Regions from separate parts of the Homo sapiens genome. Here region 2 is linked to region 1. A link is a contact called in ENCODE Hi-C or POLR2A ChIA-PET data. All regions are on one chromosome and are shown on one strand. Each heading gives the region's core, a stretch centred on a gene start or an enhancer-like site at or near the end of the contact. The rest is flanking DNA. Distances are from core to core; before and after follow the strand shown.

Evidence for each region. A loop is a pair of places that touch in the nucleus more often than their neighbours do. ChIA-PET counts read pairs that join two places held with the same protein, here RNA polymerase II (POLR2A). Pooled maps may share reads with other maps.
Region 2: a map with no recorded cell type shows a loop between it and region 1 (4-fold over the local background). The contact joins the enhancer-like site here to the promoter of MIR1915HG in region 1. A Hi-C loop is called at or near these places in 1 of 37 single-sample maps with no recorded cell type and 1 of 50 pooled maps. POLR2A ChIA-PET finds 5 or more read pairs at or near these places in 2 of 52 experiments (PC-3 and T-cell).

What each region holds. Positions count from the first base shown.
Region 1 is chr10:21,494,569-21,501,099 of GRCh38, forward strand. It overlaps MIR1915HG (MIR1915 host gene), which reads right to left and starts at 2,692. Exons shown (of 2, transcript NR_160800.1): 1 at 2,182-2,692; 2 at 1-1,377. It overlaps MIR1915 (microRNA 1915), which reads right to left and starts at 2,073; the gene lies at 1,994-2,073. RefSeq lists an enhancer at 1-748 and silencers at 260-359, 1,173-1,612, 1,663-1,712, 1,923-2,172.
Region 2 is chr10:22,596,818-22,603,118 of GRCh38, forward strand. The region is part of intron 3 of PIP4K2A (phosphatidylinositol-5-phosphate 4-kinase type 2 alpha); the gene reads right to left. Among named protein-coding and RNA genes, the nearest start is that of PIP4K2A, 110 kb to the right of the region's middle. RefSeq lists enhancers at 2,308-2,357, 4,659-4,818. Within about 2 kb of position 4,459, at least 6 of the 41 ENCODE cell types and tissues checked have a DNase peak (open chromatin) inside an H3K27ac peak, as active enhancers do.

The DNA of each region.
Region 1 (6,531 bases), core at 1,442-3,941:
TTTTGGTTTTTCGTCTATTTGCTTCCCAATTTAAAAGTGGCCGCCTAGGCGACAGGCCTGCGGTTTTCACAGTGTAAAACGGATCAGAGGGAAAGCTCCAGCCCCTCTCGACTTTCGCTTGCGGTTTGCAACCCCTGGGGTGGGTCTGACCCCGCGCGGCACTTGCCCAGGCGAGCTTCCCTCGTCGCGGCCCGACCCGCGCGCGGACTCGGCTTCCCCAGGTCAGGACCCACTAGGTGGGCCGCTCGGCCCCAAGCCTGGCAGGGCGGAGCCTAGGCCGCGCGCCCCGGGGTTGGAGGTTCCCACGGAGCCGGGAAACTGCGCGCCCCAGGTCCGCAGGCCGCCTCCCTTCCCTCGCGCCCTCGCACCCGCCCTCTGCTCTGCCGCTCCCGGTCCTGGGTGTGCGGGAGTCCCGGGGGTCCCTCTCCTGGACGCAGAGGAGGAATTTGGAGCAAAAGGAAGGGAATTTACTGCGGATGGCACCGGAACCTGAATTGACTTGTGCGTTTCCTGCTCTGGGCACGTAGGTTTCCCCTAGGAATCTGGAGTTCGCTGAGGACACTTAATTCCAAGAGATGATGGGTTCACATAAACATACCATTTAGTTAAGAAAAATATTTAAAATAAAGAAAAAAGAAAAACTGAACTTCGATCTTCTTCTCCACGTTCCCTGGTGTCACCAAATAAACAAAGCATTCGGACGAGAGTGGGCTGCTGGGGGCTCGGGAGGTGCGCGAGACAAGGTTACCCTGCGGGTCCGCCACTGCCCCCGGCCTCCAGCACTGCACTGCCCACGAGTTTGCGGGGTGTGAGCGCCGAAGGAGAACCCCGGACCGCCCAGTCTCAGCCTAAAAACTTGGATCCAAGAGTCCTACGGTTGTGGATGTGCCAGTCCTCCGCGACCCTTTCCTGCTGGCCTTCTGCTTTTTATAAACGAAAATAAAAGTTTGATTTAGGCTTAAAGAAATGTCATTCTGGTCGTTCCTCCCTGAAGCGGGACTTACTCAACCTCATATACTCGCCCGGAATTTTCAATCTCGCCTGTCGAAATCGCTAGCTGCGCATCCGCGGAAGAAGTCCTGGATGAGAGGTAGGGTGAAGGGATCAAGCAGATAGCAGCAGGCATCAGCACACTCCGGCCGTTCCGGACGGTCAGGCCCGCCGCTACAGGGAGAAGTGCGGCGGATGGAGCCAGGGCTGCGGGTTGCGCGCGGGCTGGGAACCCGGTGGTGCCACCTTAAGAGTCGGGTCCGCGCAGCGGCTGCGGAGGCGCCCGGCACCTGCAGGGGGCGCTGCTGCCCCGTGGTTTCTCCCGCGCCGCCGCGTGCAGCGGGCCTGGCAGCTCCGGGGCCCCGGTCCCCGGAGGGGGTGGGGACGCTGGGGGAGGAAGGGAGCGAAGTGCAGCCGTTAGGTAACGAACCCGAACCCTCCCGGATTCAGAAGCGGCCTCAGTGAGGCGTTTGCTGGAGGGAGCTTTCCATCATTCGGCCGCGAGAGGAAACGTGGGGAGGCGCCCTCCCCTGCCCCCACCGCCTGCCTTCCTGCCTCCCTCCACCTCCGCTCCCCGACCCCGACCGTGCTTCCCAGACCCTTTGTTCTCGAGGTTGGGAACGGCTGGGTGGGGGTTCCCCGGGGAAGAGGTCCCCCGCGCCGCTCGGAGGGGAAGGGACTGTCGCCTGCCCCGCACCCCAGCCCTCCCCAGTGCCGTCCCCCTTTCCCCCGGCCCCTTCCATCGCGTCCACGCGCTTCCGTTCTCACTCGGACTCCCCCAACTCCCGAGCTCCGGCTCCCCAGCCTGCACGGTCTGCAAGCCCGCCTCCCTTCCCACTTCCCCGCCACCTCTGAGGTCCCCGGGAAGAGGGGAGGAGAGGGAGACGTGTGGGGGAGGAGAAACCACAGAGCCTTCTCGGCGCGGAGCATTCCCAGGGACCCTTCCAGGCCCCGACCCCTGGGACCCGCTGCAGAGGCAGGGCTTTCCCGGCGCCGCCGCAGGTCGCTAGGGCCGCCCCCGCCGCGTCGCCCTGGGGCCCACGGGTGCACGGCCCGGGCAGCAAGGCAAGGTGCGGCCTCTCAGCGCCAGGACCCGAGACCCCCAGCTGGAGAGAAGGGGACACCGTGGTCCGCGCCCTGGGGAGGCTAATTGCACACGAACGCCCCCCTCTTCCCCGCCCCCCACCGTACCCTCTGCAGCGCCACCCGCGTCGCCTCTCCGCCGTGCGCCACCCTGAGGGCTCCCGCGATTGCATCTTCTTGAGCACAGTTACCAATGCGTTCAGCTTCGTTTCTTACTCGGATGGAGACATCGCGGAGGGAAGCGAGGGGACAGGGATGCGGTAGTAGGGGAAAGGTGGGGCGGGAAACCGAGCAGAGAGGTGGGAGACTTGGCTGAGGCAATGGCACCAGGCAGGGCCGCCCGGAGTCCCGAGTCCAGGTCCGCGAGGCAGGCCCCGGTGCAGCCGCGCCCCGGCCGAACCCTACATGTCCTCTGTACTGTGGACACGAGTCCGCGGAGCGCCAGTCACACCCCCGCACCCCTGCAAGCTCCCGCCGTAGAGGGGGCTCGGCACCATCCTGGTCACAAAGTACGTGCCCCCACCCCCCACCCCCAGGTGAAGAGGACGCAGCCCGGCGCCGTCAGCTCCAGGCTGCCTGGAGCCCCCTCCGGCCTCTCGGCGCGACCCTGGTCCTCAATGGCTCGTCGCGAGCTGCGCTAGCTGCTCTCTCGGCAGCGGGTTCCCCAGGACACACCCAGTCCCCACCCCCCGAGAGCTGGCGGCCAGCTCAGGATGCCAGGCGGCCAGGCGGGCGCCCTGCCAAATTCCGCGTTCCTCTCCAGGAGACGGGGAGTTGCGTCCCAGGCTCGGGAAAGCCCGCAGTTCGGGCTTGGGACTCGCTTACAAAGCCCCCCAAGGCGCCAGGGACGCCTCTGCAGGTTGAATTCCTGCTCCGTATCACTTCAATTTTAATTAATCTTTTAAAACACCGCTGTCACGTCGCTTGCAGAAAATTAATCAAACTTGAATCCTTGTTGCATAGCAAGAATTTCGATCCGAGTCTTTTAAAAAGGACTTGACTTTGCAAAGTCACGTCTTTTACAGTTCCCTCATTCCCCCTTTAGCAAGGGAAATACTGCAAAAGTCAAGACATGTTTGTTTGGTTCTTTCTATCTTCAAAATGAAACTTTGCTTATTTCTGATCTTTATTTTCCTGTCTTTGAACAAAAAAAAATAACGAGATAAATTGCCTACCTCGATTAATTCAAAGTATAATTACTTTGAATGATCTTTGTTTAAGAGCCCAGATAAACTAAGATAATCTTAATTTTAATGTGACACGACCCCTATTTTTCCTTGTGAATAATGAGAATAAAGCAGTCATTAATTAATACCAAGATATCTCCATAGAAGATGGTATCTGTTCTCGCTGAGACACTGAAACATCAGTTGTATTAGTAATTGATACTGTATAATTGAACATGAAGATAGCCGTCTATTTTTAACCTCCAAGCTCAGAGTTTATTTGGTGATTATTGAGCTCCTAATAATTAATTTTTTTCCTTCTTACTGCATAAATAATTCTTACGACTCCCAGTTCCCATGCAATGCAGAGGCTTCTCATTAAAACCTACCCCTCAAAATATAAGATTGTGAAGCTATATTGTGCAGCAACTCCTTCTATTTCATTATTTGTAACATATTTCCTCTATTTCATATCTTCCTGGTGCATTTCCTTTGCTGTGATTTTCCTACTAAATCTATGAGAATATAACTATAACATCTTTTACCATAGCTTTGTCTTTCTGTGATCTCTTGGTTCAGTTTAATACACAATACTTAAGACTTCAATTTTTCAAGTTACTAAAATTTGAGGATGAGTTCCACTGAAGAATCAAAAATACTTGTATAGTGAAGTTGCCATGGATTATATTCCCAACCTAACACACAGTCCACTTTAACTCACACTTTTCTGTTGTTAAAAATAGACTTTGCTCAAACACATTCCCTTTTTCCAACTTGAGTTGAAGAGAGTTCTCACAATTTCCTGGGTTAAATGTACATGCTAACACAACCTTTGACATTAAAAAACAAATTCCCCTCCCGCGTTGGAGAGAAGTCTTCCAAACAGTCATGGAAATTTAGACTGTAGCTTTAAGGTATCTAATTATTTCTTAGCCTCAGTTATTTTGGGGCATCAGAATGATCTTCACTTTTTAAGTGGAAATGGTTATGATATTTTTCTCATACATACAAAAAACTCTCTACTTATTTTTCCAATAAAGTGTCTCCCAAGTATGACATGTTGTATACCACACAAATATTCTTAGTACCTCCGCTACCAAATCCATGCATTTTCCCTGTCAGTGCTCTATCTAAAATTCTGGAAAGTATAGAGGGTTTCCACTTTTATTTCCCCCTTAGTACAATTAAAACTTTAGGTCAATATATAACGGAGTGATTCTCTGCACTTGGATTTTATATTTTCCCACTATAATTTGGACTGGAATGGGATTAAAACAGCATCTAGAGTTCTAATCTTGGTTGATGTTTTGGTGTATTCACCGTAATGAGTCCTATTCTCTGGGGTCATGAAGCTCCCAAATGTCAATCAAGCAAACAGATTCAGAAATGCCATTGTTCGACTCCCACGTCACTCGCCTTCCTCTCATTTTATTTAACAATACCGGAGTTCTCTGATCAGTCATTCGGAATATGAGGCATTATCTGGGGAAAATTCACAAAGTGTCTTGATCTTTCTTTGGGAGATACTGTTAAGGGGTTTCCGCAAAGCATAAAGTGCTTGTTTATATTTCTGTCTTTGGACCGCACTGTGGATGGAAAGAACCAATGAATACTGCTTGAAAGGAAATCATACCGTAAATCCGTCAAAAATTAATTCGTCCAGTTGAATGTTACATTTCTATTTTCTGTTTTCGTGTTGGAAGCACCCTGATTTGTCACCAGAGGAGAAGTATGACCAGGTCTGGGTCCAGTTGACATGCCCCCACGTTCAACCCTGTCTATTTTCACCACTTAATACTATTAATGTGTTTAGTCTAAACTAGTTAACTAAGAATTTATTTGGGGGCGAGGAAGAGCCAACCTTTGCCCTGGGAGTTCTACCCAGCCCACTCAGCTACGTCCGGGAGCCTCCGCAACTCGCATTTCCCAGTCGCAACCCTGGGTCATTCCTGCCTCCGTCCCAGCTCCCGGACAATTCCCAAAGCCAAAGGCGTCGAGCGTGTTACTGGCTCCCACCAGCCCAAATTAATAATCAGCTTAACTCGTGGAGGCTTTGAGCCCCAGTGCTCCGTTCCCTGAAGCCTCCCAGTGCGGAGCCCGGCTCCTGCGAGGACATCCTTGGAGGGGGGCCGGGGCGCAGGGACGGATTTCCTGGGAAAAATTGTCGCTGGCGTGTTGCACCTAGAGGGCTGTGGGCAAGGAGGCACGCACCAATGTCCCAGTTCTGGGCTCTCAGATCGGGATTCCTCCAAAATCGCGACAGCCGCTCAGGTGCTGGGTGCTCACGTTGGCAGCACAGAGCGCCAAATGCACGACCCCGCGCGCCGCGCGCGACCTCCACGCACACTTAGAGCCGAGGTGACAAGGGAAGGCGGCGGGGGTGGAGCCGCTCTCTGGTGGAGCATGATCAATCACTTTAAAGGGTTCAAAAGTTCCAAGTTCCCCTTTGGAGGGGAGAGGTAATGCTTCCCGCGGCCTGCTTCTCTCTGAGACCCGCGGGTTCCCGGCAGCCGCGCAACCACTGGGGATCTCGGCTGCCGCTTGCGGGAGCCCCTTCCGGGGAACACGCTCTCCGGGCCGCGCAGCCGGGCGAGGTTGACGCAGCTGCTAGGGGGCAGTTTGGCTTCCCCGGGAGTACCGGAGTCGCTCGGCAAAAACGTGATCTCAGCCTGCAGGGCCCGGGGCGCGCGCTTTTCCCTTTCTCAGCAAGCGGGAAAGGCCTGTTGGCAGAGGCCGGCGGAGTGCTGGCGGCCTGGCGGCTGGAGGCTTCGGCGGAAACCTGAGCTCCCTGCGACCTGTTCTGCTAGCAGGGGCGGGGGAGAGCCCCAATAAGCCGCCCCAGAGGCGGACCGTGCAAATTCCTAAGAAAAAGCCCTCTAGAAAACACCAAGCCCTTCCAAAAGCCGTGGCTCTGCCCCTCCCCCGTCCTGCGGCCTTCCATCCTGGCCCCTCGCATCACCCAGCCGGCCCTCACCTGCTACCTGGCCAAGGGCCTAGCCACCCCTCTGCGTCCCCGCCCCTGCTTTTAAGCTCCTTCTCCCCCTGACCTTTCTGAGGCCTGGGCGAGGGTAGCCAGGGTGCTGCAGAGGAAATGAAATTGTTCTGGAGATTACAGTGGGGCTTTGGGCCAGAAGGGTTTTTCCCCTTCTTTTTCTCAAGCTTCCATGTTAAGTGCAAACTTGTATCTCCCGTCACAAGAATAGCCAAATTTTCTCGCTTATTTGCAGTTTTGCAAAGTTCTACACACAGATCAGTGAACCTTAAGCGCCCTTGTTCAGCCCCACATTGTGGA
Region 2 (6,301 bases), core at 3,209-5,708, 1.1 Mb after region 1:
ATCAGGTGGGCTGGTGTACATGGAGGGCCCTGCAGGGGCCCTGCCCAGAGCCTCCATCTCCCCCTGCCGTGCTGCTTCCCTGCCTGGGCTCCAGAGTATGGTGGGCATTATGAAGGGACAGTCATTTTTCTATAGTGACATACACCTTCTAATGCCAATTTAGAGTGTGAGCCAGCTGGCACAAAACCAAACCTGTCTTCAGGTTTTCGATTTTGCCAAGTAAAGTGTGTAGAAAATATCAGTAACAGCCACAGTGCTAATGCAGTCCGGAGTCTGTTATTTACACTTTTATTAACATGTGTACAAAGCTATCTGAACTCATTCTAGGACTGTTCATTACTTTACATTAACTGAGTAGGAAGAGTAGGAGCTGTCTTCTCTCCACGCAGGAGCTGAGACAGATGTGTTTGTGGAATAAGCCTTTGGGACAGGAAGACCGTGCTGCTGAGCCCTGGGCCCAGAGTCAGGCACTCACACAGCGTAACACAGGGCTGAAGGAGGACCAGCACTTAGCATTTCCTGTGAGTCCTGTTGACTGTGGTGACGATGTCAACCCTAAGAATTCTTCACATTTCTGACCATGTGGCACACTGCATCATGTCTATTTAAATTAGTTTATGTGGTCTGAGAATTGTCGGAGGTTCTTGTTTTCCTCCTGTCACTGGTTTCTGCCTTTAGAAGACTGTCCCATCCACTTTCTCTGCTTACAACTCCACAGATTTTCTTCACAAAGAATGCCAAAGTTGAAAGGAGCAATCTTTTATACTGGGAGTGCTGAATTCTGGGTTACTCTATATTCTATATGCACTCTCTATACTACTAAGCTGGGAGGATTAAAAAAAACGAGAAGGGAAAAAAAGAAATTAAGATGAAATTTGCAAGTTAAGACCAGCTCTGCATGGAAAAAAAAAAAGCCTAGCAGAAGACACCATTTAGAAAAATTCTTTCTCTTCTCAATCACCTAATTTAAAAGGGCAAATCTGAGATGAAGCTGATCCTACCTAAGGCCTTAAAAACACCCTTTAGAGGGCTGGTTTAGTCCTCTTCATCTCCAAAGTAAAATATTCACTTTCTGGAACACTTACCCTTATCTACCTGTCTGTCTTCAGGAGAAAGCAGCCAGATAAAATTACCCAGTGAAATCCACCCAGGCTTTGGAGAGATCTACTCTCATTAAAAATCAAATTCCTTGTCATGGACACACTTGGAGAGTTATATGGTCTGCAATAAAGTGACATTATTTAAATTCAAAATTGGGGGCTGGGCACAGTGGCTAATGCCTGTAATCCTAGCACTTTTGGAGGCTGAGGTGGGAAGATCACTTGAGGCCAGGAGTTTGGGACCAGCCTGGGCAGCATAGTAAGGCTCTGTGTCTACATAGCATTAAAAAATTAGCCGGATGTGGTGGTGCGTGCCTGTAGTTCTAGCTATAAGGAAGGCTGAGGTTGGAGGATCACTTGAGCTGAGGAGTTCGAGGCTGCAGCGAGCCATGATTGTACCACTGCACTCCAGCCTAGTTGACAGACAGAGACTCTGTTAAAAAATAAAAACAAACAGACAAAATTGGGGATTCTGCACCTATCAGTTCAAAAGTGACAGTAAGTTATTTCCTAAAGGCCTCAATAATAACTTACATGTTAAAAGGAGAATTTAAAATTTCACAAGGAAGTTTCAGATTGAAAATTCCCAGCCCACAAGGTCTTCCTTCTATTGCTGGCCCCTGCTCACTTCCCTGTGACCTCTCAAACCAGACATGGGCAAAGGACATAGATGACGACAAAACAGAATGGACCCAGGAAGCAGCCTCAGAGTGTCAGGGTGATCCATCTCAACAGCAATGGGCTGAAGTCAGGGCTTTGCGTCCTCCCTCCAACTCACCCTTCCCACCTCCCTTACTCTGTTATCTGATTATCTGCAAAGAAAGACAGCTGGACTTAATGGTCTCTAAGCTTCCTGCTCATTCTTCTAATTATTATTCTGCTGTCAGTTTGTAGAGACTTAGGGAATGGACGATGATTTACTATTAGTTTATGGGAAAAAAATCTAATAATCAACATGCACAAACTGCAAAAATACACTTTCTTCATTGGCTATTCCTTTTCTTCTTTCTATACATTTGATAGTTTCATATTATAAATTACGAAATTAGTTAAAGTCACCTGTTCTAAATAAAAATACTGATACCATAACCCATCCCAAAAAAACAACAACAGCCAAAATCAACTTTGGGAAAAACTGTCTCTTATCGAATAAATTAAACTAGTTTCAACCTTTTGGGAAAAAAACGTCTCTTACTGAATAAATTAAACGAGTTTCAAACTCCAAGCATTCTTCTTCCTTGAGATATGACTCACATATCATATGACTCACCTATTTAAAGTATACAACTCAACAGTTTTTAATGTTTTCACCAAATCATGCAACCATGACCACAATCATTTTTAGAGCATTTTCATGACTCCAAAAAGAAACCTGAACCTATCTGCAATCACTCCCATTCCTTCCCCTATCCCCCAGCCTAGAAAGGCCACTGATCTTTGTCTCTATATATCTGCCCATTCTGGACATTTCATATGGATGTAACCATACATTACACAGGTGTTTGTGACTGGCCCAAACATTGATCTTTCAAGTGCCCTAGCCTAGACACACTCATCCACCATGAGGCTGTCTCTGGATGAGTGAGGTGACCTGGCAAGTGCTCTCTACTCAGGCCAGCACCCATACACGATTGCAGTGGACACATCACAGCCAATAAATGTTGCTTCTAAGTTTGCTCCTAGCATAGGGAGCTAGAGAAAAACGAACAGTTGGACAAACATTCAAGTTCTAGGGCAAAGCTGTATGATGCAGGGCAGGTAAGAGTATGACAATTTAGTTCATTTTCGCCTATTTTGCAACGTGGTGAATAAATGTACTTTTCCCATAGCCAAATACCTTTCCTACCTTACACTATCCTAGCTCAAACCACAAAAGCTGTTTGAGGCTCTGGTGCTATCTCGGTCCTCTCAACAGCAAATAAAGGAAGGCAATGATAGATGAAGCTCCCTCTGTAATGCCTTTTTACATTTATAACTGGAAATTTATTGTCCTTTCCCTTAAGAAAAGGATTAACGATGCTGTCCTTTCCCCCTTCCTCTAAACGTCTGCGCTGAAGATGTTTATTTCCGCAGTCGGAGGTCCAGGATTAGTGGAGCCCCCAGAAGGGGGAAGGAAACATAAATGTCAATTTAATTAGCTCATTCTTACCGCCAATCTTTTCTCTCTCTCATAAAAGTGTCCTCATTTAGTAACAGTTACTTTTCCCTGCATTTTTTAAACAACCAAGCATTTTGCATATTTAATTCTCTTGAACTAATCACGTAAGTCTTGTATAATTTGTTTTTTTTTTCCATTTTGATGGTCGTTTGTATACATTCTGCTAAAAATCATGTATGAAAAGTTTTCATTTTTGGTTGAAAGAGGGGCCACTTAAACTTTGCCATGCTCAAATGTGTAAAGCCACCCTCGTATAAGGGAACATGCCAATACCGTGCAGAACTCACGTGACAGCCATCTCCTCACGGTGGCACAGTAATAGATTTAGAGACCTGACAGCTGGGGGGCCGGAGAGAGCACTGTGTCCCTCTCCTCATGTTATGGATGAGGAAACTGAGACCCACCAGGGGTGAGTGAGTATCTCATGGTCACAGCATCAGTCACTGAAGATCCAAGACTCAACCAGGCCTCCTAACTTCCCGGAAATATTCTTTTCCCCAACCCTGGCTACCTGTTTCATGGACTGGAAATCTGGAAACCAATCACTGCCCTGCTGACAGCTCAGGATTATGATTACATGCCTCGAATCACACGGCCCAGGAGACAGGAGCAACTTGTCTGGAGAAGGCTGCTTTCTGGGTCTGCAGTTGACATATCTGAGCGAGCACAGATGGTCCTCTGACCCCGCCAGAGAGTTGAAGACCAATGTGGAACTTGAACATCATCATCAAGGATTTATTAAATGCCCACTGTGTTCAAAGCCCTGTGTTAAGCTCTTGGGGAATTTCAAAGAAAATCTAAGCTGTGATCTCAAGTGAAGAATAGCTTTCATTATAGAGGGGAGCAAGACACAGTGCAATTTAACACTTATCAATAATGAAACAACTTATCAGAAAAAAAGAATATAAAAATGAAAGGCAATGACCAACAGAGAAAGCAACAGAGTTGCAGAAACTTCACAGAGTGCCATGAGATCATCTTCTAAATCTCAGCTGCTGTTTCACGATGATTAAAACACCAGGGACCCAGCCTGGGCAACAGAGCGAGACTGTCTCAAAAAAAAAAAAAAAAAAAAAAAAAAAAAAAAACAAACCAGGAACATGTCCCCAAGGCTCACGGTAAACACAGCGTTTAACCTGGAGAGAAGCACCCAGTAGCAAGGATGACTGGCTGTCAGCTCTCTGTCAAAAGCCACGAGGCAAAACCCAAAGCAGGTTTGAGGCGGGAAACACAGGCTAACAGGAAGCCTGGGGTCCCAGGTGGGGGCAGGTGGTGGTAGGAACAGTAATTTGCTCAGTTCATAAACAGGACTTGAAACAGTGCAAGAAATGCCTGCTGACCCTGATGGGCTGTGAGGGAGCTTCCCCCAGTCTATCAAGAGGCTGTCCAATCAGAGAGGGGCCTCCCTTGGGTCTCAGCCTCAGTGCGTCTCTGAGCAGGGTGGAGTTTCCTTCCAGGGCAGCTAACCTGTGAGGACAAATGGAGCAAACCCAACAGGCAACTACTAGTGATAAAGGAATGACAGTGCTTAGGCATTAGAGGAGCAAGCACAGGGGTGATGGTGTAGGTTGAGCATTAGAGTTGGACCAAGGAGGAGTCCCACAAGCACGACTGTGCCAATCCTCACCACAGCTGGACCTCTGCTCCAACCTCATTCAGAGTTGTGACCCAGAATGCCCAATGCAGGCCACAAGCCTCACCAGGTATCCTACCACTACGGTAAGTCAACAGGTCAAAAACTCAACTCCATCTTCCTTTCTATCCACCTGTAGCCCCAAACATCCCTCCCTCTGTGACCCGCATCCCTGCTCTCTTAGCTTTCAGGTCCCAGTGCCTCTGTGGCTCTTGTCCTTTGCCACTGGCCACTGAACCTGTGGGTTTACTTCTCTCAATGTCTTTTCAAGCTGCTCCGTGCTTTACATGGTGGGTGACGGAGGCTTGGCTCACTGGGATTTCATGGCCTCCTGATTTCCTTATCTCCCTTCTATGCATTCTATAAATTACAATGCAGTTATCTTTAGAAAATACAGACCTCGGGTGGGTGCAGTGGCTCACATCTGTAATCCCAGTACTTTGGGAGGCTAAGGTGGGTGGATCGCTTGAGCCCAGGAGTTCGAGACCAGCCTGGGCAACATGGCAAAACCCTGTGTCTTCAAAAATTACAAAACTTAGCTGGGCATAGTGGCACATACCTGTAGTCCCAGGTACTCAGGGGGCTGAAGTGGCAGGATCGATTGAGCCCAGGAGTTGGGAGGCTGCAGTGAGCCAAGATTGTGCCACTGTACTCCAGCCTGGGCAACAGAGTGAAACTCTGTCTATAAAAAAAAAAAAAGAAAAGAAAAGAAAAGAAAGAAAGAAAAAGAAAAAAGAAAAGAAAAGAAAATACAGATGTCATGACATTGCCATTCCCCTGAGCAAAACCCACAGGGCTGCTCGCTGGCAGCAGAATCGGCCCAGTGTCCCTGGTGTCTTTGTGTTTCTTGCTATTTTAACATCTTTATCTCCCACTATTCTGCCACCATCCAAATACCTTCACATTTCATGGGCTCTCCTGCCTTCCGCTTGGGCCCAGAGAGTTCACTTCTCTTCAAAGTCCCCATTAGCCCTCACTCTCTTTCACAAGTATTTCTTATTTACTTATTTATTTTTCATGTTTTTAGAGATGGTGTCTCACTGTGTTGCCCAGGCTGGTCTCGAACTCCTGGGCTCAAGAGATCCTCCTGCACTGGCCACCTGAGTAGCTGGGATTACAGGTGTGGCCACTGTCCTGACTGCAAATATTTCTTAAGTGCCTGCTGAGCCCAGCATTGTGCTCAACGGGTGACAGGCAGCCAGCAAACACAAACACTGCTCCTGCCCTCAGGCAGTTTAAAGTCAAAAGTGAGAAATCTACAAGTGAAAGTTTCAGAGGATAGACTTGATATTCTAGAGATAAAGGCAGAATTCCTGCTGCCCCACTTCAAGTTTAGTATACACTGAAGGTCTTAACACTTTAGAATTTTATTTCTAAACTTGAAATAAGAATATCAAAAGTTTAAAATGT